Linked DNA regions of Mus musculus: region 2 is linked to region 1. A link is a loop called in an ENCODE intact Hi-C map of the cell type or tissue named here. Cell type or tissue: gastrocnemius. All regions are shown on one strand. Each heading gives the region's core, and the rest is flanking DNA. Links, peaks and the distances in the headings are about the cores only.

What was found. A loop is a pair of places that touch in the nucleus more often than their neighbours do. Peaks named below come from ENCODE experiments on the same cell type or tissue, not always from the same donor. Only the 100,000 strongest peaks of a DNase experiment are listed, where the experiment ranks them.
Region 2: it touches region 1 in a loop (13-fold over the local background); 36 of 42 quality-filtered maps call a loop at or near these places.

The regions. Positions count from the first base shown.
Region 1 is chr7:97,292,967-97,303,158 of GRCm38, forward strand. Gab2 (growth factor receptor bound protein 2-associated protein 2) reads left to right here. Exons shown (of 10, transcript NM_010248.2): 4 at 5,862-6,436; 5 at 7,333-7,403; 6 at 8,405-8,669; 7 at 9,403-9,493; 8 at 10,058-10,163. Among named protein-coding and RNA genes, the nearest start is that of Usp35, 34 kb to the right of the region's middle. In gastrocnemius, for the core only: a CTCF peak has its summit at 4,725 (motif pointing left); a DNase peak (open chromatin) is centred at 4,717.
Region 2 is chr7:96,966,489-96,974,488 of GRCm38, forward strand. Nars2 (asparaginyl-tRNA synthetase 2 (mitochondrial)(putative)) reads left to right here. Exons shown (of 14, transcript NM_153591.4): 5 at 6,994-7,074. Among named protein-coding and RNA genes, the nearest start is that of Nars2, 19 kb to the left of the region's middle. In gastrocnemius, for the core only: a CTCF peak has its summit at 4,107 (motif pointing right); a DNase peak (open chromatin) is centred at 947; H3K4me3 peaks cover 951 bases; H3K27ac peaks cover 1,204 bases.

The DNA.
Region 1 (10,192 bases), core at 1,074-9,073:
TCAGGGATCCAGGTTTGTTGAGACTGCTGGTCTTCCTATGGAGTTGCCTGCCTCCTCAACTTCTTCCAGCCTTTCCCTAATTCAACCACGGGAGTCCCCCAGCTTCAGACCATTGGTTGGGTGTGTCCAATTCAGCTACTTGTTGGGCCTCTCGGAGGACAGCCATGCTAGGCTTCTGTCTGTAGATACATCATAGCATCAGTAATAGTGTCAGGTCTTAGAGCCTCCCCTTGAAAAGGGTCTCAAAGATGGACCGGTCACTGGGCCTCCTTTCCCCCAGTCTCTTCTCCATTTTTGTCCCTGCAGTTCTTTTAAACAGGAACAATTATGGGTCAGAGTTTTTGACTGTGGAATGGCAACCCCATCCCTCCACTTGATGCCCTGTCTTTCTACTGAGGTGGATTCTACAAGTTTCCTCTCCACACTGTTGGGCATTTCTTATAAGGTTCCTTCTTTTGAGTCCTGAGATTCTCTCACCTCCCAGGTCTCTGGTACATTCTAGAGGGTCCCCCCACCTCTCAAGGTTGTATATTTCCATTCATTCTGCTGGACCTCAGGGCTTCACTTCTGGTCCCCCCCTCAAATACCTGCTTATGTTTCCCTTTTCCCCTGCATCTCCCTCTCCCCTCTCCCACCCAGTTTCTTCCCTCTCTATGCTCTATGCTTTCTTCTCCCTCCCAAGTAGGATTGAAGAAGCATCGTCACTTGGGCCTTTCAGCTTGTTAACCTTCTTGAATTCTTGAATTCTTGTTAACCTTCTTGAATTCTTGAATTGTATCCTGGGTATTCTGTACTTTTTGGCTAACATCCACTTATCAGTGAGTACATACCATGCATGTTCCTTTGGGTCTGTGTCAGGATGATATTTTCTAGATCCATCCATTTGCCTGCAAAACTCATGATGTCCTTGTTCTTAATAGCTGAGTAGTAGCTTATTATGTAAATGAACCACATTTTCTGTATCCATTCTTCTACTATGGGACATCTGGGTTGTTTCTAGCTTCTGGCTATCACAAATAAGGCTGCTGTGAACATAGTGGAGCATATGCCCTTTGAGGCATGGTGAGGCATCTTTTGGGTATATGCCCAGGAGTGGTATAGCTAGGTTTTCAAGTAGATCTATTTCCAGTTTTCTGAGGAACCTCCAGATTGATTTCCAGAGTACCAGTTTTCAATCCCACCAGCAATAGAGGACTATTCCTCTTTCTCCTCATTCTTGCCAAAATGTACTGTCATCTGAGGTTTTGGTCTTAGCCATTCTGATTGGTGTAAGCTGGAATCTCAGGGTCATTTTGATTTGTATTTCCCTGACCACTAAGGACTTTGAACTTTTATTTAAGTGCTTCTTGGTCATTCGAGATTTCTCTGTTGTAAATTCTCTGTTTACTTCTATGCTCCATTTTTTTTATTGGGTTGTTTGGGTTTTTTGGAATTTAGCTTCTTGAGTTCTTTATATATTTTGGATACTAGCCAAAAGGTAATGTGGGGTTAGTGAAGATTTTTTTTCAATCTGTAGGTTGCCTATTTGTCTTATCGACTATGTCCTTTGCCTTACAGAAGCTTTTAAGTTTCATGAGGTCCCAGCTATCAATTCTTGATCTTAAAGCCTGAGCCATTGGAGTTCTATTTAGGAAATCCCCCATCCCTACTTCGTGCCCATGAGTTCAAGGCTCTTTCCCACTTTCTCTTCTATTAGATTCAGTGTATCTGGTTTTATGCTAGCCAGAGCAATAAGACAACAAAAGAAGATCAAGGAGATACAAACTGGCACAGAAAAAGTCAAGGTATCACTATTTGTAGATGATATGATAGTGTATATAAGTGACCCCAAAAATTCTACCAGAGAACTTCTCCAGCTGATAAACAACTTCAGCAAAGTGGCCAGGTATAAAATTAACTCAAATAAATCAGTAGCCTTCCTTTATACAAATGATAAACAGGCTGAGAAAGAAAATAGGAAAAACACCCTTCATAATAGTCACAAATAATATAAAGTATCTTGGGGTAACTCTAACCAAACAAGTGAAAGAGCTGTATGACAAGAACTTCAAGTCTCTCAAGAAAGAAATCAAAGACCTCAGAAAATGGTAAGATTAACAGTAAAATGATCATCATATCAAAAGCAATGATCATCCTATCAATGCAATCCCTATCAAAATTCCAACACAATTCTTCAAAGACATGGAAAGAGAAATTCTCAATTTCATATGGAAAAACTTTTGGAGGAATCACCATCCCTGACCTCAAGCTGTACTACAGAGCAATAGTGATTAGTGATAAAAAAGAAAAACAAAAACTGCATGGTATTGGCAAAAAGACAGACAGATCGATCAGTGGAATAGAGTTGGAGACCTAGAAATAAAACCACACACTTATGGACACTTGATCTTTGGCAAAGAAGCCAAAAATGTACAATGGAAAAAAGAAAGCATCTTTAATAAATGGTGCTGGTCTAACTGGCAGTCGGTATGTAGAAAAATGAAAATAGATCCATATTTGTCAGTTTGCACAAAGCTCAAGTCCAAGGAGATCAAAGACTTCAACATAAAACAAGATACACTGGGTCATCTCATGTTTTAACGTCTGTGACACATACTCATAGAACGGGCTCATCTGGGATTGGGATTGGAAGATGGTCCAAGTGACTTAAGATTGCTAGTGACAGATGGTCATTAAAATGCTAAGTGGTAGTTAATCTTTTTACAAATATTTACACATTATTTTCCCTTAAATGAGAAATATACTTAAGCCAGGAGTGGTGGCACATGCCTTTTATCCCAGCACTTGGGAGGCAGAGAATTCATGGCCAGCCTAGTCTACAAAGCAAGTTCCAGGACAGCTAGGACTACACAGAGAAACCCTATCTTAAACACACACACACAGGGTGGGGAGAAATATTCATTAAAAATCAAAGTGGACTTTCCATCATTAATATACCTACAGTCTAGTAGAGTAGAACAAAAGCAAAATCACAGTACAGTGTGAGTCATGACTATATGAAAATGTATAAAAGAGGAAATAAAAATTATGCAGCTAAAAAATAACAAACTTCTTTTTTTTAAAAAAAAGATGTATTTATTTATTATATGTAAGTACACTATAGCTGTCTTCAGACACTCCAGAAGAGGGCATCAGATTTCATTACGGATGGTTGTGAGCCACCATGTGATTGCTGGGATTTGAACTCGGGACCTTCGGAAGAGCAGTCGGTGCTCTTAACCCCTGAGCCATCTCGCCAGCCCAATAACAAACTTCTTTAAAGTCTGAGAAAGTAAGTGTCAGGTCAGTCATTAGCACTCTGATCCAGAAGAAAAATCAGAAGGAAATAAGTTGGAGTAGATTGGGTAAGACCTGAACATGTGAAAAATCATTATGGGTAATCATCATCATTTCTGGTTTCCCAAGACCAGAGTCAAGGCAGAAATGAATTGAAGAAGGAAGGTGTCTTCCTTAGGGTTTTACTGCTGTGAACAGACACCATGACCAAGGCAAGTCTTATAAAAAGCAACATTTACTTGGGACTGGCTTACAGGTTCAGAGGTTCAGTCCATTATCATCAAGGTGGGAACATGGCAGTATCCAGGCAGGCATGGAACAGGCAGAGCTGAGAATTCTACATCTTCATCCAAAGGCTGCTAGTAGAAGACTGACTTCCAGGCAACTAGGGTGAGGGTCTTAAGCCCACACCCACAGTGACAGACCTACTCCAACCAGGTCACACCTATTCCAACAAGGCCACACCTCCAAATGGTGCCACTCCCTGGTCCAAGAATTTACAAACCATCACAGAAGGTGACTGGTGCATTCTGGAAAATGTTCATTTTTACTGCAGAACAACACACCTAGGAGGTTCTGCCACTGCTGGGGCGTCTTCCTGAACTGCAATCTTTATATAGCTAAATCCCACTAACCCCACTTTTTAAATTAACAGATACTATTGTATGATTTTATTACAATACTAGCTTCTGGTAGCCTCATTATGCTCTGTTCCTATGAGATTGGTAATTTGGATTCTATGTGCATGAGATGCAGTATCTGTGTTTCTGTCTGCCTTGCCTTCCAGCATGCTTCCTCCAGCCTGAGCAGCATGGAGAGCCTTAAAGTTGCCAAGTTGTTTTAAACATCTTTGGCCCCAAACTGAAATGCCTTTATTTTGTTTTGCTGTTCTTTTTTCTCGACTCACTCAGATGTGATGTCTGTGAAAAGGCCTTTCTAACATGACCCCACCAGGAAAGGTTAATATGTGGCCACTGACAGACTCATACTTGACTGTGGTAATTTGCAGGGATGGCATCTCCTGTGATTTCTAAGCACACAACACCTCTGTATCCATTGTGTCTAGCCTAGATGGGGAGGAAGACATCAACAAGTATTTGTCGAATGAAAAAATCAGATTAAGACATCTAATGAGAATTGGAAATTCAAAAACAATAATAAGATAAAACATACCAAGGACAAATATGAACACTCTGTACCTGCCATTGATTCTCCTGCCTCAGCTGTGATGTTTATCTATCCTGGGCCTTAGCTCTTGGCTTGGTTATGTGAATGGAAGTGACTGGAAAGGGAGAACAAACACAAAAACCTAGGTAGAGGGGCTGGTAAATTTGGGGGGACTGAATATTAGGACCACCAGTGGCCCATGTTAAGGGGAACCTGGCCAGCATACTTGGTTCCATTCATCTGTTTAAACTTCTAGGCACTGTTCTCTACTACCACCTGGTGGCCACATCTATAAATAGCAAGTTCCTCGCGAGGGAGCTAAGGGAAAGCAGATGATGATCCACCAGTGGTTCTCAGTTCAAACATCACCCAGGAGAACACAGAGGTGTGAGTGTGAACCTGCACCTTATTCTGGTAAAGTCTCCAAGAGCTTACTAGGTTTCTGAAGATACCTCTGGTCTACAAAAGACAGAACTACTGCTGAGGGTTGATTCCCTTGTCTCCCGCTCAGATGAAATCCTCCGAAGGATCATCAGAGACAGAAAGCAGGCCTGGTTCCCTGCTACTCATCCTCCAGCTTAACACAGTACTTATGCAGAACCCAGTTTAACAACCACTCTTGTGAAATGGAAGGCTTACAGAGCCTCTGACCCAGGTTGTAACTAAGACTAGGTCTCGTACCTAGGAGAACATCATGCTGATGTTCACAGGTAGCAATGCTAGGACTAAGTATAAACTTCCCTTCACTGTTACTGTCGTTAAAGGTGGCCTTGCTTCCCAGTACCATCATTTAAAATGAATAAAAGCAATACCATTTTCTACCCTACTAGAGTTCTCAAATGGAAGTCATTTTACCAACAGTTTTAGATTTCTGGAGAGAACCAGATTCTTCTCAACAAACCATGATTCCTGGTAGAAGATAAAGCCTATAGCTTAAATTTAAATTGGTTCTTTAAAATACAAGCACCAGTGCCCACGAGCGGACTTTAAAGAGAAAAAACTAAAACTCAGATTTTCTGTTTTCTCCCACAACTTGCCATATGTGTGCTCTTTGGTCATTCAGAGAGTGAGCAGGTTATCAGTATGACTGTTTATTTGCATCTCTGGGGCCCAGGAATGACCATATTCTCTGCTAGGAACAGCCACAGAGAAGTCCAGGGGCTCAAAAAGGTTAACATTGCTGGAGCATACACCTGCTAAATACACTAGAGTTGACTTCCTAAAGAATCTTCAGATGATTTGAATTACTATTTTGGAGATGCCTAAAGTAAAAGTCCTAAGATTACACAGTTAATATGTGGTAGGGACTAGGAAGAACTGGGGTCTGCCTGACTCCTCAGTATTCCCACAACAACGAGCTGCGTGCATTGAACATCCTCTGTCCTCTTCTCACTGTCCCCTTCTTGTCTCTCCTTTAGGAGTGCCAGCTTCTCTCAGGGCACCCGGCAGAAGAGTGATACAGCTGTGCAAAAACTTGCCCAGAGCAATGGACACTGTATCAACGGCGTCGGAGGTCAAGTCCATGGCTTCTATAGCCTTCCCAAGCCAAGCCGACACAATACAGAATTCAAAGACAGTACTTATGATCTCCCACGGAGCCTGGCTTCCCATGGCCACACCAAGAGCAGCCTCACAGGGTCTGAGACTGATAACGAGGATGTGTACACCTTCAAGATGCCCAGCAACACCCTGTGTCGGGAACTTGGAGACCTCCTTGTGGACAATATGGATGTCCCAACCACTCCTCTCTCAGCCTACCAGATCCCTAGAACTTTCACACTGGACAAGAACCACAATGCCATGACAGTGGCCACTCCTGGAGATTCAGCCATAGCTCCCCCACCCCGGCCACCCAAGCCAAGTCAGGCAGAAACACCTCAATGGGGCAGCATTCAGCAAAGACCTCCAATCAGCGAAAATAGCAGATCTGTAGCTGCTACTATCCCCAGGCGCAATACCCTCCCTGCAATGGACAACAGCCGACTCCATCGAGGTCAGTGTAATCTGGAGCTGAGACCAGAGGGCCAGGGAGGTGGGCCAGGCATTCTCAGTATATTGCTAGCCCATGGTCACCCCTAAGCCAAGGTAAACTTAAGGACTAATTAGTTCAGTGATAGCAGTTGATGCATCTTCTGTGCAATTTCCTTAGCAGTTGATCCTCCGCCTAGCTGTCAATATGACACCCACCATGGCAGAGGTATAGCAGACTCCACCTTGGAGATGTTGATATTTTGGGTTTGGAGGCTCAAATCATATTATTTTGTTTATTTAAAACTAAAACCAAAAATGTAAAAAAAATTAGAAGAAAAACAAAGTTAAAGAAAATAATACAAAATGGGATCTTCATGGTATTTTCATGTCATAGAATTTCTAGTTGAATTCTGAACCTGGACTTGAAGCCGCTAAGTTCTGTCCTCACTTATCACAGATAAATTCCAACTCTGCATACCTCCTCTGTTCAGTAAGCTGTCTTTAGAGGTTGCAGATCTTTCTCATCCCCCTACTGTGACAGCAGCAAAGACGAGCCTTGGGTCTATGGGGCCAAGCATCCAGTTTAGAACTCTGCCGGCAGTCAGGCGATCTGAGCAGTTGCCTGTGCTTTGGAACTGTATAACACATACACAACACACCCCTGCCCTTCAAAGCTTTTTCAAAGCTGGAAAAAGAAAACCAACATATGTAATTAGTGTAAATGCCATTACCAAAGTATTCCCAGAGGTGAGAATGGGCTGATTGGGAGATATTAGAAGAACCCAGGGCTAAAGTCAGGATGTCCTCTGCAGACACCCACACTGGAACAGACATGAATATTAGAATTGCCACACTGGACAGTGACAGGAGAGTCATGGGCTCAGCATGAGTATAAACTCTCTTCTTCCTTCATCACAGCTTCTTCCTGTGAGACCTACGAGTACCCGGCACGAGGCAGTGGGGAAAGTGCCAGCTGGTCTGCTGAACCTGTGAGTGAGAATGTTAATTCTTTCCTGGGGGGTGGGGTGTGATTGGGGCCTCTTGGGTCAGTCAGGGTAGGAAAGAAGCTATGCCACATATAACTAAAAGTGTACCACCCGAAGAATGATGGCATTTCCCTCAGGAACTGCCTACCTGTCCCAGTCCAAAGTCCTAGGGAGGTGTTTTGAGGAAGTAAAAATGGCACCTTCATCTGGTCCTGTGGCAAACTAGAATACAATGCAGCAGACACACTCCAAAGTAGAGGGTACTTTAAGGCAACAGCCCTGCTCTCTAGGTGTCATGTGGAGTAGGAACATAGCAGAAGTGGTGACAGATGACAGCTTACATGGGGCTCTCAGGCTGTCTCTGGAATGGGTTGACCACAGTTGTCCAAGTTCAAAACAAGTTGATCAGGATTTAGGTTCAAGCCCACTGGAAAGACAAGTGAAGAAGCCCTGTGGGTAGATGTGCTCTGCTAGGCAATAAGATGGTGAGAGTTGGGAAATGGCTATAGTTAGAACAGCTACACTACTATACAAGTCTGTGACAGTTCTACCTACAACTTGCTACTATGTGACTCAGGTACCTGGAATGAGCCCAGGCTCACTGAATGCTGCACAGGAAAGTGTAGCTAGTAAACCTCCCCTTCCAGAGTCCTGGTCAGGGTCTAGATTGACTCATCAGTGGTCAATCCTGAGCTATTCCTAGCCTGGACTGCCTTCTACCTTAGCCAGGCAGCGGGAGCCCAAATACCTCTAGCCACAAGCCATGGATTTGAGTAACCACAAAGTTTTGTACTTCCGTTTTATCACAAAGATAAGGCTCCCAAGAGATGGTGAAACAAGTAACTGCAGAGCTCATTTCTCCTTGGTTCCCACTACACATCTTTATTTGATCTTCCCAAGGTCTCCCTTTAAAAAGTAGCTAACCAACTGAGACAGCTTGTACACAGTCTCACCTTACTTCTTTTCACTAGTTACAGGTAGATCTTTTACCTTTTTTTTTTTAGCCAGGAAAGACTGCCGTAGGTCGATCAAATAGTGCCAGCTCTGATGACAACTACGTGCCCATGAACCCAGGTTCTTCTACCCTGCTGGCTATGGAACGACCAGGGGACAACTCCCAGAGTGTCTACATCCCCATGAGCCCAGGACCCCATCACTTTGACCCACTTGGCTACCCGTCCACAGCCCTTCCTATTCACAGAGGCCCCAGCCGAGGAAGTGAAATCCAGCCACCCCCGGTCAACCGAAACCTCAAGCCTGACAGAAAAGGTAAGCCCACTTTTTGCCCCATCTCATCTCTGGATAGCATTTGCTTAGAGATTGGGTAGATACTGGGCTTAGAAGTATGTAACTGTGCAGATAATGTAAATTCACACTTCGGATTTGTTTATAGGGAAAGTGTCCGGAATGCTTCACATAGTCCACTGCAGGTGTGCAGTAGTAGGGCCATCGTCTGTGTGGAGATCAGGAAAACATGCTAGAGTCCAAACTGGACTTCTGCTGGGATTGAAAAGGAGAATTGGGGAAGTTAGACAGAGATGGAAGCCATGGGTGTGACTCTGACTATGTGACCTTGAGCCTTACAGGGTCCTGTGCCCCTTTGCTTTCCTTCACTGTTATTTGTATAACACTGTCCAAAATCAACAGCAGTAGTCACAATGACCATCTCTATTGTGAATACAATCTGTTCTCATGAGAAGTCATAAAACCTAGGGAGAATCTTTATTGTCAGACCCATAAGTCCCATTTTGGATTCTGGAAGTCTTGATTACTATAGATACAGTGGGAAGGACACATACTTTAGAATGTGACGACAAAGACATAGACTTAAGTATCTAGAGTTTGATATCTGTGGGAGTCCTGAAACCAAGCCATCTGTATGTCCTTACTGAGCCTCAGATGCCCTGTATAAAGCTGACAGCGTTTGTACAGTGCTGGCGTGTTACATATAGTCTGTGTGTGTAGTGTAGTCACTGATCCCTGAACTCTGTTCCTGCTTTAGCAAAGCCAACACCCCTTGACCTGAGAAACAACACTGTCATCGATGAGCTGCCCTTCAAGTCACCTGTCACCAAGTCTTGGTCCAGGATCAAGTGAGTGACTGCAAAACCAAAAGTTTGGGGTCAGAATTGGGTGGCATGATAGCTGGCCTAGCAGTCAGGACACCAGGACATTGATGATAATGCTATCAGGAGCTTTGTTCGGTTTCTGGTCTTTGCTACAAAATATATGGTATAAACACTTCAAGACAAGGATAGATGTGTTTTGGTTCATGATTCAGTCTGTGGTCACTTGGCTCACTTGAGGCCTGTGGCAAGGCAAAAACAGGATGGAGAGAGCATGACAGCCAGAAAACAAAATGTATGCCTGTCCTGGCTGTCCCATTCAGCCCCTGTCTACTTGGCTGGTACTATACACATTGAGGGTGGATCTTCCCACATCTGTTGCTGTGCCACATGCCAATTATCGTCCACGTTTTGTTAATCTGTCTCTTGATCTCTTGGGAATTGTTTTCCTCTTCTGTGAAGGGGAAATGATTAAAATGTCCCTATATTAAATCTATCTGATAATGGAAGTGTGAAACTCAGGTGAGAGGCCAGGTCTGGGGTTAAGAACCAATACTTCTCAGGGTTCACTCTCTTTTTTTTTCTGTCCAGCAGCCACACCTTTAACTCCAGTTCCTCCCAGTACTGCCGTCCTATCTCCACACAGAGCATCACCAGCACAGACTCGGGAGACAGTGAGGAGAACTATGTCCCTATGGTGAGTCCTTGAGAGTCACTGGACCGTCT
Region 2 (8,000 bases), core at 1-8,000, 330 kb before region 1:
TGTCCCATAAGTTTTGGTATGATGTGTCTTCATTTTCACTAAATTCTAAAAAGTCTTTAATTTCTTTCTTTATTTCTTCCCTGACCAAGTTATCATTGAGCAGAGAGTTGTTCAGCTTCCATGTATATGAGGACTTTCTGTTGTTTTTGTTGTTATTGAAGACCAGCCTTAGTTCTTGATGGTCTTATAGAATGCTTGAGATTATTTCAATCTTCTTGTATCTGTTGAAGCTTGTTTTGTGACCAATTATATGGTCAGTTTTGGAGAAGGTACCATGAAGTGCTGAGAAGAAGGTATATTCTTTTGATTTAGGGTGAAATGTTATGTAGATATTGTTATGTTCTGTAGATATTGTTATTCCCAGCTCGTGGGATTCCCAGAAGAACTCTAAGAACTGCTGACCTGATGTAGTGAAACAAAAGAGCCTTTTTATTCCAGTCAGACTCGGATTGCAAACCTTCCTACTGCCCAGGATAGGAGTGCAACCCTATGTCTAGGGCCTTGCTGATTTTATACAGGCATAAACAGGGATTCTTAGTCTTCGGGATGAAGGGGCTATGGGGGAGGTGACAAGGGAAGTTATCCTTCAAACATGATTGTTCAGGCAGGGGGGCAGGATCCTGCAACTGGGAAGGGGTACTCTTCTGACCTGGGAAGAGTCTTTAAGGTCCTATCAGGGAAGTAACTTTATGGTCCTATCAGGAACTAGTATGGTTTTGTTTTGTTTTGTTTTTGTTTTTTTACAAACTGGCCACAGCTGTCTGGAAACGCTTAATTGCCCTCCTCTCATGGCCCAAATGTGAGGCACTTATTATCTCTTCAAGAATGCTTAGTCTTCAATTCTCCCAAGGACAGGCACCACCTGCACTGGGAAGTGCTAGCCCCTGCAACACTGGGCTGAGGGATGTTTATTCTTAAGCAGGCATCTGTCACTCCCAGGGGGGTTGTGTGTGGGGGTGTTCGTTAGGGAGTGCTACCATGAAAATGGGATAGCAATATTTCCGTGCCAGATTGGGCCCTCTCTGAAAAGCTGGGGAGGGGAGGGGGTGTTCTGTGAGAAAGGCTTCCTGCACCCCTTCAGCTATATCTGTTAAATCCATTTGGTTTATAACTTCGGTTAGTTTCACTGTGTCTCTGTTTAGTTTCTGTTTCCATGACTTGTCCATTGATGAGAGTGTTGCATGAGGTTCAATGTGTGCTTTGAGCTTTAGTAACATTTCTTTTTCAAATGTGGGTATTCTTGCATTTGTGGCATAGATATTCAGAATTGAGAGTTCATTTTGGTAGATTTTTCTTTTGATAAGTTGAAGTGTCCTTACTCATCTTTTTTGAAAACTTTTGGTTGAAAGTCGATTTTATCAATATTACAATGGCTACTCCAGCTTATTTCTTGGGACCATTTGCTTGGAAAATTTTTTCCAGCCCTTTACTTTGAGATAGTGTCTGTCTTTGTCACTGAAGTGTCCTGTATGCAACAAAATGCTGAGTTCTGTTTATGTATCCAGTCTGTTATTCTGTGTCTTTTTATTGGGGAATTGAGTCCATTGATATTATGAGATATTAAGGACCAGTGATTGTTGCTTCTTTGTTAGAGGTAGAATCATGTTTGTGTGGCTCTCTTCTTTTGGGTTTGTTGTGAGAAGATTAATTTCTTGCTTTTCCTTAGGTGTAGTTTCCCTCCTTTTGTTGGAATTTTCCTTCTATTTTGTAGGGCTGGGTAAGATACTATTTAAATTTTGTCACGGAATAGCTATGGTTTCTCCATCTATGGTAACTGAAATTTTTGCTGGGTATAGTAGTCTGGGCTAGCATTTGTGTTCTCTTAGGGTCTGTATAACATCTGTCCAGGCTCTTCTGGCTTTCATAGTCTCTGGTGAGAAGTCTGGTGTAATTCTGATGGGTCTGCCTTTATATGTTACTTGGCCTTTTTCCCTCACAGCTTTTAATACTTTCTCTTTGTTCGTGCATTTGGTGTTTTGATTATTATGTGATGAGAGGAATTTATTTTCTGGTCAGATCTATTTCTTGTATGTTCGTGGGCATCTCTTTCTTTAGGTTAGGGACGTTTTCTTCTATAATTATGTTGTAGATGTTTGCTTGCCCTTTGAGTTGGGGATCTTCACTCTCTTATACCTATTGTTCTTATTGTTTGGTCTTTTCATTGTGTCTTGGATCTCCTGATGTTTTTCATTAGAAGCTTTTTGCATTTTGTATTTTCTTTGACTGTTGTGTCAATGTTTTCCATGGTATCTTCTGCACCTGAGATTCTCTCTTCTATCTCTTGTATTCTGTTGGTGATGCTTGAATCTATGACTCCTGAAAATTTCTAGGTTTTCCATCTCCAGGGTTGTCTCCCTTTGTGATTTCTTTATTGTTTCTATTTCCATCTTTAGATCCTAGATTGTTTTGTTCAATTCCTTCACCTGTTTGGTTGTATTTTCCTGTATTTCTTTAAGGGATTTCTGTGTTTCCTCTTTAAGGGCTTCTAGCTGTTTACCTGCATTCTCCTGTATTTCTTTAAGGGTTTATGTCCTTCTTAAAGTCCTCTGTCATCATCATGAGATGGGATTTTTAGATTAGAATCTTGCTTTTCTGGTGTGTTGGGATATCTAGGGCTTGCTGTGGTGGGAGAACTGGCTTCTGATACTAAGTAGCATTGGTTTCTGTTGCTTGTGTTCTTGAGCTTGTCTCTCACCATCTGTTTATCTCTGATGTTAACTGGCTTTGCTGGCTCTGGCTGGAGCCTGTCCTGCCTGTGAGCCTGTAAGCCTGGGTGTGTCAGAGCTTCTGGGGGTCACGCTGTCTTGGGTGTGTTTGGGGTGTGGAGGGCTGTAGCACAGGGTCCACTCCTGGGCACAGATATAAATCTGTGCAGATGCAAATCAGAAGCTTCAAATACAGAACACAGGTTTAGTTTTAAAATTATGAACTTATATATGTTTAATGCCTCACCTATAAGTTAGTTTTGATTAATCTGTTGCATTTTTCCTCTTTGTATCCTTTTGATTTTCAGTTGCTACCAGATGATGTGGATTTTACCTTGTGAGTACAGGGTATTTATAAAGGTTCTCAGTTTGTGTTCTGGTATATCATTAAGTTACTTGAAAACTATTCAGTACTTTTGGTCTATCATGTCTAAAAGAGGGCTCAGTGTACTACTGATTATTTGTTATGGTCTAGGCCTCAACCTTCCTAAGGCTGTGACCCTATAATACAGTTCTGCATGTTGTGGTGACCCCCCCAATCATAAAATTATTTTTGTTTCTACTTCATAACTGTAATTTTGCTACTGTTGTGAATCATAATGCAAATATCTGTGTTTTTTGTGAAAGGGTCATTTGACTCCCAAAGTGGTTGCCCCACACTGATAGAGGCAAGCCTTCCTGATTATTCTATCTGGCTGTGTGAGCATCCAGCCAACAAGCAAATACTGGTCCCTGTCTCTGCCAATCTCTGTGGACTATTCTGTTCACAACTTTGCATAGTTTCTTCTGTCTTGTGCTAATCAGTTCTGTACCTGACACACCTGGGCAGCACTCTAGCCATCTGGTTCCCACATGTCTGAGATTCTGCCCTTTGAACTGCAGCCATTTTGTTTCTGCAGACTCTTGACAGTTCCTTGACAGTGTTCAGAGAAGAGGGTGGATCCAGTCTCCCACTTTGGTCATATTTGTGGGAGGACAGTGGTGAGCCAGTAGATAAAGCCTGTGCTATTTTCCTGTGTCAGTCTCGTTCTGCCTCACCAGGACACTTCTTGCTTCTTGGAAAGGTCCACTAGAGCTCATTTCTGGAAGACTACCAAAGAGCATCATAGCTTTAAGGCAAATAGTTTTGATTAAACAGAGGAAAGTAAATTATAAGTATGCAATTTTATCCCATTATACTTTAAAAGGGCCTATTTACATGTCATCTCCTAAATTTATTTATTCACCTTTTATATGACTTTTAATAGTACTTGACCCAGACAAATATAAAATCTCTCTAGAGCTAAAGAGAAAGGGTGGCGGCAGTGGTGGTGTGTGTGTGTGTGTGTGTCCCACACTTTAAATAACTGAGAAGAGACCTGCTTTAGAACAGTTTTATATAGTTTTGGCCACTAGATGGTGCTATTGACAAGCCATCAATCCACTGACAAGTAAACTTTACCTACTTTTGTATATTTCTTTATTATTTTGAGCTTTCATAAAATCTGAAAATAATTTAAAATATAGAGCAGACTATAAAAATCTGACATAAGAAAAACAATTAAATGGTTGGAAGTAATTTTAGCATTGTTAATAGTTATAAAGTCAAGACACTTAAATGCTGTAAATTTACCTTTTAGTTTTTAAAAAATATATATTTGATGTGTATGTGTGTTTTGCTTGTATGTATGTGTGTGCAGCGCATGCATTCTAAGGCCTCGAATGCCAGGATGTGGCTTGAGGCCCCCAGGAACCAGAGTGAAGAAAGGGATGTTGGTGAGCACCATGTAGGTGTAGTGACTCGAACCCAGGTCCTCTGGAAGAACAAGCATGCTCTTAGCACTGGCCAAACCATCTCCCCAGCTTCTCACTTTAAAGTTTTTAATTATATTAAAAACATATAATCCTAATGTTTCATTTTGTGGTGTCTGCTTGTGTACATGACACTTTGAAATGTATATTTTCAAGAAGTCACTAGAGCCAGAGTGTGTTGGTTCATGGCTGTAATCTCAAGTACTAAGGACACTGAGGCAGGCTTGCCAGAAGTTGTGGTTAGTAATTATCACTTCAACCAGGGCTGCATAGTAAGATTATGTCTCAGAAACCCACAAAAAGGGCCATTGTTGTACTTATTAATAATGGTTGCATATTACCTAGTATTTGATATTGTTTCTTTGATTTATTACTGTAAGCTTATAAAAGATGTTAAAATTTCATAAATTCCAGACCTATCAAATTTGTTAATATAGTAAAAACTGGGGATTTGAATCTTATTCTAAGCTAGGATTCTGTAACCATCTAAGTCATTCTTTGGTTTGAATATCAAAAATGATTTTGTGCAGACTGGGGCTGCGGTCCGGCTGCCCCTGTCCTGGGAAGGCCTCAGTCACTGGCTCAGTCAAGGCGGACACTGCGCATCCACCTCCCCTTGCGCTCACTCTTCGTCGGATCTGCCTTTCTCGCCCACTGTCTTCCTCAGACTTCGCTTGTGCTGCTTGTACTGCCCTAACTTTGGGTTTGCCCTGTTATAGCGTTGGTAATGGATTTGGTGAGCTTTGCTGGCAGCATTAAAACTTGCAAACTGATGGCCTCCTGGAGCAGCTTGACGCCCGTGTTCTGTCAGCTCCGTGTTGTTTACCTCGCATCTGCTGCTGCTTCACACGGCAGCTCCCCAGCGCTGGAGCTGGCAACTGTAGTCGGCCGGCCGTTACGTTTCTTCTCCCACCCTCGTTTCCTTTGGATTTTTCACTTCCTTTCTTTGTTTACTGTGCTCATGCTCAGAGTTGCCTGCACTCACATGGAATAAATGATTCATGTCCATAATTCTTGGTTCATAAGAAATACAGTTTTTATGCAATAATCGTATTGATTGTGTTTCATTGATCCTTTCTAGTGTGCTGTGTGCGGCACCTTTAAGCACGCTGCTTTTAGGTTAAGTGCATATTTGAATAATTTCTGGAAGCCGTAATTTATATCTTGAATGTTTAACCAGTCCATATCTATGTAAGTTGTTGGTTAAATAATTTCTTTTGTGGTCAGAACTCTTGAATTCAGAGAGGGTCATACTTGGAAGGTCTTCCTCTGATTATGCCTAAAGATGTTTTTACGTTCTACTCAAGATAGGCAGAACCTGGCAAGGATGCAGATGCATGAATTTATTGTATTGATTTCAAGGCTGAAGTTCTGCATTAAGTAGATAGCATTCTGCCTGTATACTGTAAAGTTTCTTTTGGCTGTCTGCACTTCCATCCTGCCACATCCATTCTGAATGTAACCTTTTGCCTGCATGCATAGTCAGAATGAGAGAAGCATAACCTTGAAGGTGATGGGTTATTTCAATCCTGCTAGCAACAGCGTTTGTGGTTCACTAATGGAAATAGTCGCAGACTTTTGATCGGAAGGACTGCAGTTGGGCGCCTCTGTGATGGATGGGCTTGCTCCCCTCACAATGTTCTATAGGCAGGGGAAGTACGATCACTGCCTGTGTCATGTGCAGTATGCACTGTACCATCGATTCAGTGACAGAGACTTGTTAGACCTTCCTCCCTCTTCCTCTTTAGTCCCTTTTTATCAGCCGTTATCTTCTCCTTCTTGATGGCTCCTTACTGCTGAGGCTTCATTTCAAGATAACTTCATATTGTTCATTGGCATTCTGTTAGCAGTGTGGGCAATGCCATTCCACAATAGCCTTGGATGAAAGATTATCCTCATTATGTCAGGACTGAGCAGGAGAAATAGCATTAGAGAGAGACAGACAGACAGACAGGCACAGAGACAGACACAAAGAGGGAGGGAGGGAGGGAGGGAGGGAGGGAGGGAGAGAGAGAGAGAGAGATCATCGCTAAAGAGCCTGTGCTCTACCCCTGGCCTAGCTACTGACTAGTTGCCTAACTTGGAAATTCAGGAGATCTCTCTAGAATAGGGATTGCTTATTTTTGAAATTAAGTAGTTAGACAAGGTACATCTAAGTCTGTTATATATTTGAAGTTTTTGTATGCTTCTAAGTATAATTAAGCATTCAACTCTCCAAGTATGATAATGAATGCATATAAACCCAGCACAAGAGGCTGAGAGACAGGAGGATCAAGAATTCAAGGCCAGCCTGTCGCATTCCATAGCAAACCCCTCTCAAACACCCATAAACAAAAAAAACCCCACTTGCCTGATCTTTGAACCGTGTTGTATTTGGAGAGTTGTGGAGAGCTGCATGACAGCAGGATGTTGGTGCCATTTTAATAGTAAAACACAGCATTGGGTCTTGGGGTTCTTTCACATACAGATGTACTGAAGAGTTCTCCTTCTCTTCCAGGACAATGGCTTTGTGCACATTCATACCCCAGTACTCACATCCAACGACTGTGAGGGGGCCGGAGAGCTTTTTCAAGTGGAGGTAAGCTGTATTCCCCTCTTACCGCTGCTTAATATTTTTCTTTAAGGATTTACTTTAAATTTAATAATGGTTATGTGGACTGAAGATCATGGCTAGCACCTGAAGCTTTCAGTAGTAATCCTTGAACAACATTCACACAGCTCCCGTCTCCTGTTATTCCACTGGAGCTAGAAGGGGTGAATTTTTAACTTAGCATTCTGTTTGCTTTTTCATGGAGTATATATGTCAATGAAATCAGAAAGGGAGGAGTATTTAGAGTCAGGAAGGGAACCAGGGAGGCAGGACAGGAGAATGACAGGAAGAAGGGTTGTAAATAAGAACAAAACATTATAATATATGCATATCTATAAAATGTCACAATGAAGCCCATTTCTTTGTATGCCAATCAAAAAAATGAAAAAGTAGAGTAAAAATCAAAGTAGATTAGAAAAATAAAAAAGAGTACAAAAGTATGCATATAAAGAAAGATTTTTCCAAAATTGTAAAAGAATACATTTTTTTCATAAGATTCACCTCCTAAAATAGGTTTTTTCTCTGTTCAACTTTATTTTAGTTTTGAGCATATTTTTCCAACATGTCTCCCACCCTCTTCTCTGTACCCTGGTTTCTCCCCTTTGTCCCCTATACAGTTTTGCTTCTGCTTTCAGGTCATATATACATACGTGTTTTATGTACTAATATAAAATCTAGAAATCAGTAATGAGATAAAATGTGATATTTGTCTAAGGTAGACTTAATGTCGTAGCCCTGCCTGCATCCATTTTTCTGCAGATAGCATCTTTGTTCTTTATGACTGAAAAAAAAAATTCCATTGTGTAGGCAGGGAAATTAGCTCCTTTGATAGAATACTTACCAAAGCCTTGGGTTCAAATCCTACTATCTCATGAACTAGATGTGGCAATGAATATTTGTAATTCCAGCACTGG